2 separate regions of the Homo sapiens genome follow, and region 2 is linked to region 1. The links are chromatin contacts, found by Hi-C or POLR2A ChIA-PET in ENCODE. All regions are on one chromosome and are shown on one strand. Each heading gives the region's core, a stretch centred on a gene start or an enhancer-like site at or near the end of the contact. The rest is flanking DNA. Distances are from core to core; before and after follow the strand shown. Region 1 overlaps CHN2 (chimerin 2). Region 2 holds the start of PRR15-DT (PRR15 divergent transcript).

Region 1 (5,764 bases), core at 974-3,473:
TGCTGTTTATTGTATGTCAGTCATAACCCCAATAAAACTGATCTATTAACAAACAGTAACAACCCTGGGTGCATATTAGAATCACTGGGAGAACTTTGCAAAAAAATAGAAATTTCCGTCTTCAAAGGTTCTGGTTTAGATAGTCTGGGATGAGGCCCAAGCATCCGTATTTTTAAGAGCTTGGCAATTCTATTTGGCAAGTTTGTTTGAAAATCACTGGAAAAAGGAAACTGCAGAAACCTTCCCCATTTACATGAGCTGGTGGTTAATGACCTTTATTCTGACTAAGCAGTTTTATATTTCAGGGATATGGCCCTTTGAGGTACAGTGTTAATTTCCAAGTTCTGAGTTTTCTGTATCTAGTCTTTCCACTTATAGGTACGCAATACCTTATTTTATTAAAGAATGGGATTTTGATACCTCTTTCCTTATTTTTGAAACTTTCTGGGTTTTTTTTTTCTTTTAGAACATTAATAGCTTCTTGATATTCCCAGAACTTCACAACATCATGCTCAAAGTGGGTCCATTGATTTCTTAGTCGTTGGAAATGATCTTGACCTAGTCATCTGAAGACTTCTAAACTCCACTTGAAGAAACACACAGCAGCTTTCTCCTAATTCTTTCTTTAGTTTTTACTTTTAGTTTATACATCCCAGCATGTCACTTCCCTGCTTAAAGTCATTCTTCACCAGCTACCCCACCCCAAGCTTTTAGATGTGACCCAGTCTCCTAATACATCCTGTAAGATCCCGCCTCATAGATCACTACCCACTTCCCTTACTTTCTTCTTTCTAGCCATAATGAATTTTCATTTCTGTAATAGATCACCCTGTAACTCACCTCCAAGTCTTTGCAAATTCTATTCCCTTTGCCTGAAATATTCTCCTGGGCTTTTTCTCACTGTTTGGCTATCTCCTTCTCATCCTTAAGGTCTCAGAGGAGTCATCACTTGTTTTGGGGAGTTGGGGAAGGCTTTGTGCCCCAGAGCACACTATATCTCCCCCACCTTAGCAGTTATTGCTCTGTATTATAATTGTTTGTTAGCTTCTGTTATCCCCAACCAGACTGTAAACTCCTTGAGAACAGAAACCAGTCCTGGCATCCAGTACAGGGCATGGTCCATACTAAATGTGTGCGGAATTTAATTCACTGTAAAAAATGGTGCTACCTCGCCCTTCATCAAACCCAGCATTTCTGATTTACAAGTTACCAAGTCAGCTCATGGACATTACTGCTCAAATTCAGCCATAGGAGCTTCATACTGCAAGAGAGACTTGATAACTTTGCAGCATTAAGTTATTTGCCGGCAAGTTAAACTTAGCAGAATAAACCCAGAGTGAAGTGTTTCCTTATTATTTCACACAAGGGAAAAAGCAGAACAACTTAGGAATTGCAGGAAAAATGGGAGGCTCTAAATAATTAAGGTGTGTTGGAATTAAGGTGAGTGTCTGAAAAAAAATAATCTATGTGTCAGGAAACCTGGTTTGAAGCGGTAATAATGGAAAGCAAATCTGAAGTTGTCCTTAAATCAATAGAAATCATTCAGATTCTTATGGTGGGAGACTAATAAGTCAGAATCCGTCCTGCAGGCCCAGAACAGAGGTAAATAGGCATCATTTTGTAAATAAAGTATTATTGGAATACAGCCACATCCATTCATTGAAATATAAAATATGGGAAAGTTCGTACTACAATGACAGAGTTGAGTGGTCCAGACAGGACAGAGACTATATGGGCTACAAATCGTAAAGTATTTACTGTTGGTACTTTACAGTTGCTGATCCTTGAGCTAGGAAATGAATAAGATTATTTGCATTCATTCAGAATCATTTATGGAGTTCTGTAGTATGTTGAGCACAGTGCCTGGCTTATAGTTAACTCAAATAAATGTGGGCTGTGATTGACATTATAGTGGTTGGGCATTGATGAACAGACACTGGGCTCAGGTAAAGGCCCTGCTACAGAAGGCAGGGGTACAGATGTTCAAGGCATGTGAAGTAATTTAGGCCAAGGCCAAGCCCAAAGAGCAAAGACAAACTGAGCTGGGTGGTAACTTGGTGTTTACTCTGTTCTAAAGCAAACCACTCTTGGAGAATGTTTTTATCACTTTCTTTTCTCTATTTCCAGAGAAAACGATCACAGGCCAAGCTTAATTTGTGGTTAGTCAGTATTTCACTCTGAGTTCCGTGAAGTGGCTTCCAGGATCTTCCCTAGGGGATGTGGTACAGGTTTAAGAAATTCAGGGTGTGTATTTCACATCAATTGAAGAATCTCTTGAAGGCAAACAGAAAGGTTAGTTTCTTCTGTTTGCAGTGCACACTTTTGTTTGCATGTGAGCATGAATCATCAGTCTCCTCACTAAGCATAATCCAAGCAGACGAAGCTCAAATTAACACTAAAGGAAGGTAGCAAGAATGAGTTTGTTTTTAAGGATTTTGTGGTAGGCAGAATAATGGCCTCCAAAGATATCAGATCCTAATCCCTAGAGCCAATAACTGTGACCTTACCTTGGCAAAAAGGTTTATGCAGATGTGATTACATTAAGAATCTTGAGATGAAGAAGAATCTTGGATAATCTTTGTGGACCCTAAATACCAGCACCCGTCTCTTTTTAAGGGAGAGGCAGAAGGAGATTTCACAGACAGTCACAGAGGAGAAGTCCGGGGGAAGTGGAGCAGAGAAGGATTTGAAGATCCTGGGGTGGTGCAGCCACAAGGCCAGGCATGCAGGAAGCCCACAGAAGCTGGAGGAGGCCTGGAACAGATTCTCTCCTAGCTCCAGAGGGAGCACAGCCCTCGATTGCAGCCCCAAAAATTCTTTTCACACCTCTGGCCTCCAGAACTGTATGAGAATAAGTTTGCCTTGTTTTAAGCCACCAAACTTGTAGTAATTTGTTATAGCAGCCACAGAAAACTAATACAGATGTATTCATCAGATGAATGGTAGGTACATTACTTCATTACTTCTTTTTTTTTTTTGAGATGGAGTCTTGCCCTGTTGGCAGGCTGGTGTGCGGTGGTGTAATCTTGGCTCACTGCAACCTCCGCCTCCCAGGTTCAAGCAATTCTCTGCCTCAGCCTCCCGAGTAGCTGGGATTACAGGCCCCCACCATCACGCCCGGCTAATTTTTTTATTTTTAGTAGAGATAGGGTTTCACCATCTTGGCCAGGCTGATCTTGAACTCCTGACCTCGTGATCTACCCACCTCGGCCTCCCAAAGTGCTGGGATTATAGGCGTGAGCCATCACACCCGGCCTCATTACTTCTTATACCATAATAAATAAGAAAGAGAGAGAAACAACAACGCACCCCCACCACCACCACATTAACTTCTGCTTTAGCCACACAAGTAAGAACAGATGGTAAATAATACAAGTTACTGGACTGGGGTTGGAAGAGATTTTTGTCTATTATGATGCTGAGAACAGTGCCCAGAACATGTAACATGCTCAGAAAAGAGCAACTCAATACATAAATGATATCAAGGCAGGTAAAGTTCCGTGTGAATTGTCAGCTTGTAATGGCATTAGGACCCTGGATGGATACTGTGATTAAGCGTGGTGCACAGACAGCTGCCTGTTTGAGAGCCATTTGTTACCAGTCCATGGCGAAATGGGTACAGAAGTACAGAGGTCTTCAGAAACTACTTCTTACTGCTTTCTTTTAATCCACTGATTGAAAAAAATGACATAGTTGATAAAGAGCTGTTGTAAATTCAACAATGTTTTTAAAATAAATTTGTAATTAATTACAAATTTATTAATTAATCACAATATATTACGTTTTAAAATGGTCATATACGCGAAGAAGAGAGAAATAATTTTAGGAAGCTGTATTTATTCCAAATGTAGAGAATTCTCCAACCACATATAATAATCATGAGCCCCTGAGAGTCCATGACCTGGAGGTTCAAAGCTACAAGCCAATCCCACCAAGGAAACTAGGGTGTGAAGGCACTCTGTGATTAGCCCCCCGTCTTACAATTTAGTTAGCATCCGAGACAGGCCCAAACCCAGAGCTTGTGTCTTCTGAATCCCATTCCAGTGCTTTTTTAGTAGCCACTGATGTGACATCTCATGGACCTCCTAGAGGTGGTCTCCTAGGCAACCTGGTGCATGCCCATAGGCCTAAATCAGGCTAAAGAAGGAAGGTCATCATGACCGCCACACCACCCGTGGAGGACAGCAGGGTCCTTAGGGTCCTGGGCAGGTTGCACGTGTGTGTGGCCTTGCACTGAGACAGGCCACACTTGATTTAATGCCCTGCTGTTGCCTTCTTGAAGTTCTTAATAATTTTCAAAAGAGAACATGCAGTTTTATTTTGCATAGACCCCTACAAATTATATAGTTGGGACTGTGCAAGCAAGGCCGTTTGGATCCAACTTCATTTTATTTCTAGTTTGCTTCTGCTGTCATTCTGGAGACACAGCCTTCATTATTGCACCTCAGGATCTGACAGACCATCATCTCCTGGGTGAGGACACAATATCGCCAGGCTGGGCCTCGGGTGAAGGAAGGGAAGGGTCTAGAGCGCAAAAGTTAAGGAGGCCCTTACTCTTGGGGGTGTGTGAAGGCAGAGCCGGCACCTGAGAGGGAGTACCCCTTAAAAATTGCAGCTCACTTTCCTCACCCAAGTCTCATCCTGTAGTACACCTGCAGTATGCCTGTAATGTTCCTGCAGACACCTGCAGTACAGTATTCTCCTGCTTCCTTTGCCTCTGCGTGCCTCTGTGGTCACTGAATTTTCATCAGCCAGATCAGGTGGCACACAGAAACCTACCCCATTGACTTGTTCTTAGATTTTTCTAAAAGTGTTCTTTATTTGCTCAGTCTCTGTTAAGGAAGAATTACATTTCCCCATTCTCTGCAAGACTCGCCATGGTTGGCTGGTGCATGCTCTACTGTGTAAGTGTAATTTGATATAAAGCTGAATTGTCAATAGCATGAAACATTTTATAGGAAGAGTGAAAGAGTAGATGGTGGTCTCATTCATTCTGTCCCGGAGAGCAAGAGCAGTGTGGCATGGTAGCAAGTGAGGAGAAATCAGAGAAGCTCAGTTCTCATCCCGACTCCACTGCTTCTTCCCTGTGGGACCTCATGCAGTGCTTGTGCTTCCTCAGCCTGACTTTCCTTACCTATAAAAATAAAACTGTCTCTTTCACATGACTTTTGAGGGTCTAACAAATTTATATTTCTTAATGTGCTTTGCAGACTATAAAATGCTAGCTGGTTGTTGACACTGATTCTTCAGCTTTTTGGGGGGAATTGTTTTGCATGATGAGTTCATTCTAAGTTGCCACCTGCTATCTGCCAATGGATAAATTCCACAGCATCTCACAATATGAGTTAGACCTTGGAACAGGCTTTACTGAGGAAAAGAAACTGACGTCAGGGTCAGCCAGATAAGATAGAAGGGCCTGCTGAGGCCGCTGCACTCTGCTGGTTGGATTTGTGGTCCAGGGAGGAACATACCCTCCCCAGTCCCACTCCCACCCCCATAATCTCCTTTTTTGTAGGGCAAGTGGGAGAGCACTTTTGTTAGTGGGGAGATAATGAAACTACTTTGGCACCAGGCAGCCTGGATTTGAGTGTCAGCTGTTTACAGAAATTGTCTGGGAAGGCAAGTGCACAGCACCTGGGGACCTTGGGACTAAAGTTGTTACCCTGGAGGAGGACACCACTTGTCCCATGGGAAGAGGAGCCTCTCCAGCTCTGAGAGAGAGTTAGGACGCCCCCCCACGCCATAGCATTTCAACCTGATAATT
Region 2 (5,764 bases), core at 2,108-4,607, 110 kb after region 1:
ATCCTCATGCTGTGCTTAAATGCAAGCATCAAGGGTGTGGCAAAAGATGTTCTCTCAGGAGGTTCTGTCCTTTATCTGGAAAAGAAGCATTTCCAGAAGTCTTCCTTATAGCCCCATAGGCCAAAACTGAATCACTATGGCCACTCCTAGTCACAGGGAAGGCTGTGAAAGTATTTCCCTTCTCAGCTTCTAGTCAAACTCAATCTCCTTATTTGTAGGAATTAAATGAAATAGTGCCCTGTTGATTCTATCTCCAACATTCCTGTTGCATCCACCTAATTATCTTCATCCCCCACCAAATCAACTCCCACCACTGTACTACAGGCTTCAGAATATCCCACCTAAAGTCTCCCAACAGTTCCTAACTGGTATCCTGATTGCCCCATTTTGTCCCCTCTACCATCCACTTTTTTTTTTTTTTTAAGTCTTTCTCTGTTGCCCAGGCTGGAGTGCAGTGGTGCAATCATAGCTCACTGCAGCCTGGAACTCCTGGGCCCAAGTGATCCTTCCACCTCACCACCTAAGCACCTGGGACTACGGGCTCACACCACAACACCTAGCTAATTTCTTCTGTTTTTTTTGTAGAGATGGGGGTTTCCCCATGTTGCCCAGGCGGGTCTCAAATACCTGGGCTCAAGCAATCCTCCCACTTCAGCCTCCCAAAGTGCTGGGATTACAGATGTGAGCTGCTGCGCCTGGCCCATTCTTTTTTGAGATGGAGCCTCACTCTGTCACCAGGCTTGGAGTGCAGTGGCGCGATCTCGGCTCACTGCAACCTCCACCTCCCGGGTTCAAGCGATTCTCCTGCCTCAGCCTCCTGAGTAGCTGGGACTACAGAAGGACGCCACCACACCCAGCTAATTTTTGTATTTTTAGTAGAGACAGAGTTTCACCATGTTGGCTAGGATGGTCTGAATCTCTTGACCTCGTGATTCACCTGCCTCGGCCTCCCAAAGTGCTGAGATTACAGGCATGAGCCATCGCGCCCAGCCCCATTCATTCTTTATACACCACTGCACAACATTTAACTGCGAATCTTACCATGTTCTTCCTCTTTAGTGGGTTGTGGTCCTGAATGTTCTGGTCACACCCACCTCTCCAGCTTCAGCTCCCTCTCCTCACTCAGATCACATGCGCCTGCTCTTTGCCTCTCAAGAAACCTCAATTTCTTCACACCTCCAAGTTGTTCACACGCTACTTCCTCCATCTGAAATGCTCACCCACTCTGCATCTCAGCTAATCTCTCCTCAGTTTTCATGTCTCTCCTTCAATGTCCTCCCCGTACACAAGGGTTATTTGTAAGATGTTGTTATTAAGTTCAAAGTTGCTGAATATAAATGAGAAAGGGCATGCAAAATAATCTTTTTTTTTTGTTAATTTCAGCAGTTAGTAGAGGTTTGCTTATTAGTAAAATGTTGACCATTTTGTTAAAATCACACTTGAGGAGCCAGTTGGCAGAACTTATTTTCTTTTCCTGAATTTTTTATTTTCACCCATATGCTCAACCAACAACGTAAAAACCCACCTCCATAGCTCCCTAGTGGTGATGACTCCTCAGATAAAGGCATTCTTCCATGATTCAATTTCATCTGTAAAGTAATGGCACTATGATGAATTATCCCATTCTCCCCTCAAAGTTGGTGGCCTGCCTTTGTTCAATCCTGCTTCTGTGATTGAAAGTTTATGCTCTAAAAGTAATCCCGAGAAATATATAAAAATGCATGACTTCCAAATACCCTGTGCTGTGCATATCATAGAAATTCAAAGAATCCCAAACTAAAAAGTAAATCATATATTCATATTTTTATCTTTCACAAATTGAAATACTCTCTAAAAATTTTTTCTACTAATTCTATATTGCAAATTATTTGAGTTAGGCAGTATGTCTTTCACTACTTTTTTTTTTTTTTTTTTTTTTTACAGACAGAGTCTCACTCTGTCACCCAGGCTGGAGTGCAGTGGCCGGATCTCAGCTCACTGCCACCTCCACCTCCCAGGTTCAAATGATTCTTGTGCCTCAGCCTCCCCAATAGCTGGGAATACAGGCGTGCACCACTACACCCACCTTGTTTTTTATTATTATTTTTAAGTAGAGACAAGGTTTTGTCATGTTGGCCAGGCTGGTCTCAAACTCCTGGTCTCATGTGATCCACCCGCCTCGGCCTCCAAAGCGCTAGGGTTACAGGCTTGAGCCATCTTGCCCGGCTGTCTTTCACTGCTTTTATACTGCAAACAGTTTTCACAACAGAGATGCTCAGTTGCTCCACACCCAGTCCTTCAGGGGAGTTATGCTTGCATATGAGCTCAAGGAACATCAAAATCGTTTTTTGAAACAAGAGCATCCTGGAAGATGAAGCAAGCTGCACCTCTGCCTTCATTAGTGAAAATGCCCTGTGCCAATATCTTTATGTCAAATGAATAAAAAGTACTCTTGGCCGGGCGCTGTGGCTCACGCCTGTAATCCCAGCACTTTGGGAGGGAGGCCGAGACGGGCGTATCACGAGGTCAGGAGATCGAGACTATCCTGGCTAACACGGGGAACCCCGTCTCTACTGAAAATACAAAAAATTAGCCGGGCGCAGTGGCGGGCGCCTGTAGTCCCAGCTACTCGGGAGGCTGAGGCAGGAGAATGGCGTGAACCCGGGAGGCGGAGCTTGCCGTGAGCCGAGATCGCGCCACTGCAGTCCAGCCTCGGCGACTGAGCGAGACTCCGTCTCAAAAAAAAAAAAAAAAAAAAAGTACTCTTATGTGACCAGGAGTGCAATCCCCGGTTCACTTCCTGCAGTGGCTCAGGGCTGGATTTACACTGCCCTCGTTGGGTGGCTGTCCATGGACTTCCAGGCCTGAAAGAAGGAAATTCACATCCTCACTGAGTCGTGTTAAGAGTCTCAGACTGGCAGGTTGTGGTGGTTAAGACCGTAGAAGCTAGAGTCAGGCCCCCTGGGTTCCAACCCTGCTCTGCCACGTACCAGACAGGCAAACCTGAGCAACCATTTTCCCGTGCTAGGGTTTCCTCGCCTGTCGAGTGAGAATAATAATAATAACAATACCTACCTCCTAGGGTTGCTGTGAGAAATAAATGACAATCCACAGAAAGCGCCTGCAACGGCGCCTGGCTGGCAAACAGCGGACTTGTTAATTACAGCCTTTCAACTAAGGGCGCCTGAAACTCGCAAACATTTTGCTCGGGTGTGGATTCGCTCCCGTTAGTTACAAACTTGGGATCCCGGGACCCGGAAAGCAAGGGGGAAAAATAAATCGCGATGGGGCCAAGGGACAGCTGCTGCGGCAACTTTTACCCAGCGGAGCCCACCTACAGCCTCAGCCTCCGGGTCTCAGGTCTCCGCCGTTTCTTCTCAAGGAGTCGGTCGGGGGAGCGGCACTGCACAGCTTTTCTCCAATCAGACACCTCAAGGCTGGCGCCTGATCCAATCTCCTCCCCTGGAGGGTGGGAACGCGAAGTTCCTACCTGCACCTGTGGCAGCGGTGACCGCCTCCTGGGTTATTTTCTTTTCTCCCCCAGCTGCCCCAGGGTTCTGGTTTCCCGAATCACTTGGCAAATAACCAGCAGGTGGGCAGATGTCTTTTTTGCGTTCCTACGGACGCGTAGGCAAGTTCGATGCGCCGGAGTGAACAGCCAGGGTCCCATCTCTCAGCCGGCTCCCGGGCGGTGCTAGCAGGGAAGAGGGACGCGCCGGCGAATGAAACACTACTAGCCCGGAAAGCCGCCCTGGACCTTCCACCCGGGCAGCGAGTCTGGCGGCCCCTCGCCGCCGCCCCCTCCGACCAGAACAGACTGCGCTGCGAGCCCCGGGCTTCCGCCGCAGCGCGCAGCAATTGGAGGTGCCAGAGGAGACCAGCAGCAGCACTTGATTTAGCTGGGCTGCGGGAATTCCGACCTGTACACTTTCCAGAAGCCTGATCTCTCCAAGTCCGCGCCCAGGGACTCGAGCCCCGGCTTCCAGGTTGACCCGAGCGCGCCCCCTTCGTGCTCTCGGCCGCGTTCACCGCGCGAGGCCTCCGGGTCCTGTTAAGCCCGAGCAGGTGAGCGACTGGGGGTGGTTCGGCGTCCGCCGAGACAGAGCCTGGCCCCGGGGGTCACCCTGGGGTGCTGCCTGGTACCTCCCAGGTACCCGCCTCCCGGAGCCCTAAGAGAGGCTGAAAACCACGGACGCTCCAGGACTCCGTTTTCTGTACTTTTGAGTAATTTGCCATCTTTTCCTTGCGCAATTCGTACAAAGCCCTTCCGTGCTCACAAAGTTGATGATTGTGAAGAAGAAAATGTAGGTTAGAGGAGAGGAAGCAGCATCAGGACACCTTACCACCACTGTTAGTAAATGACTTGGGGGTACGGGTTGCTTTTCCGATCTGCAAAGTAGGAGGGAATGGGATGTTTGCAGACGCAGTTGCTAATTGTGCCTGAGGGCGTGGGTGCCTTTTGTACCGAAAGAACTTTTGGCCGTTTTTTCTTGTATTGTTTTCAAGTCGCTGCCCGAGTGTGTCCTCAGGGCATCCTGGGGAGGAGCCGGTGTTGCGGTTTCGGGGCGCAGCCGAGGCCGCCCCGCCGCCTCCCGTAGGCGATCAGACTTCCTCTCCCTGGCGGTTCCGGGAGGAGAACCTCCTACAACAAACACCGCCGAAGTTTCCCTCTCCAGCGCGATCGCCAATCCCAGGAGCGCCCGGCGCGTGGGCTGGGAAGGAGCCGAGCGGAAACCTGGAAGTGAGCCGCGGCGCAGGCGAATCCTGCCGTTGCTGGTGGCAGCGCCCAAGAGACCCCGCACAGAAAGTGGGCTGGGAGTCTCGCTTGCTGTACCCGCACCTAAGTGCTCAGAAGCGGCCTTTCGCTCTGCAGAGGGGGGGTCTTAGAAGCTTGGGGAAGAAGCACATTGTTTCGGAGTTCCTTGTTGCGTTCTTTCTCCTTGGGAGGAGGGAATTGCACAAGGAAAAGAAGAGAAGCCTTTACTTTGTAACTGAAATTCTCCAGAGTTGAGTTGCGTCGTACAGACTCGGTGCATATTTTAATACAAAACTAAGGGAAGAGGCCATTTGATACTTGGCTTCATCTCAACCGTCAGCCGGGGGTGACTTCAAACAGACGCAAGATTGGGCTCTGGGGAGTAAAAGGAAGAATTAGGATGGCGGTTTTCAAGGGAAGTTAAGTCTAGACATGCTTCTTTGAAAGTCACAAGGCAGAAGTGGTCAAAAGTAGAATTTAAAAGAACCAAAACAAATATCATAAGCTTGTCCTTCTCTCCTACTGGGATATAAATTCTCCTAAGTATCTCATCGAAAAGGCTCCTGGGACGAAAGTCGATGGGGGCAAATCTTGGAGGGAAATTTCGTGACTGTTTGACCATGGACTAATTAATACCGTTCACCTGTAGAGAGGATGCACTTGGTTCCCAGCGCCCTCCTCCCAGGTGCTTATCCAAAGGGAGGCCGCCCTGGGTCGGATGGGTCACCTTTTGGCGTCCATCTACAGTCAAGCAGTGTGGACAGGGCGGTCATTTTCCCTCTAGAGACGGGTTGATTCAGAGGGGTGGGAACGTCCCTTGGGTCCCCCGGGCACGCTGACCACTGCACTGCACTTCCCCTGAAGGAAAGGCAAAGGTTGAAGCCAAAGAGTTCAAGGCTCAGCCTAGAGACCAGGTGATGGTGCCCTGGAAGACACTTCCGCCAGCACCCTATGGGGCGCAGTGGCGTCTAATGCTAATGTGGGCTACGTAGCTACGGGATTGGGTCGCTCCGACCCTGGCCGATCCGG

What was found. Hi-C counts contacts between places; a loop is a spot of excess contacts on that map. ChIA-PET counts read pairs that join two places held with the same protein, here RNA polymerase II (POLR2A). Pooled maps may share reads with other maps.
Region 2: a loop to region 1 is called in a map of PC-3, with 10 times the contacts of the local background. The contact joins the promoter of PRR15-DT here to the enhancer-like site in region 1. A Hi-C loop is called at or near these places in 2 of 168 maps with a recorded cell type or tissue (Caco-2 and PC-3) and 3 of 50 pooled maps. POLR2A ChIA-PET finds 5 or more read pairs at or near these places in 2 of 52 experiments (PC-9 and activated CD4-positive, alpha-beta T cell).

What each region holds. Positions count from the first base shown.
Region 1 is chr7:29,447,813-29,453,576 of GRCh38, forward strand. The region is part of intron 6 of CHN2 (chimerin 2); the gene reads left to right. Among named protein-coding and RNA genes, the nearest start is that of PRR15-DT, 110 kb to the right of the region's middle. Within about 2 kb of position 2,224, at least 4 of the 41 ENCODE cell types and tissues checked have a DNase peak (open chromatin) inside an H3K27ac peak, as active enhancers do; they include PC-3 and PC-9, where a contact is called at or near this core.
Region 2 is chr7:29,560,334-29,566,097 of GRCh38, forward strand. It overlaps PRR15-DT (PRR15 divergent transcript), which reads right to left and starts at 3,358. Exons shown (of 2, transcript NR_183550.1): 1 at 3,055-3,358. PRR15 (proline rich 15) reads left to right here and starts at 3,502. Exons shown (of 2, transcript NM_175887.3): 1 at 3,502-4,044. RefSeq lists an enhancer at 5,125-5,764.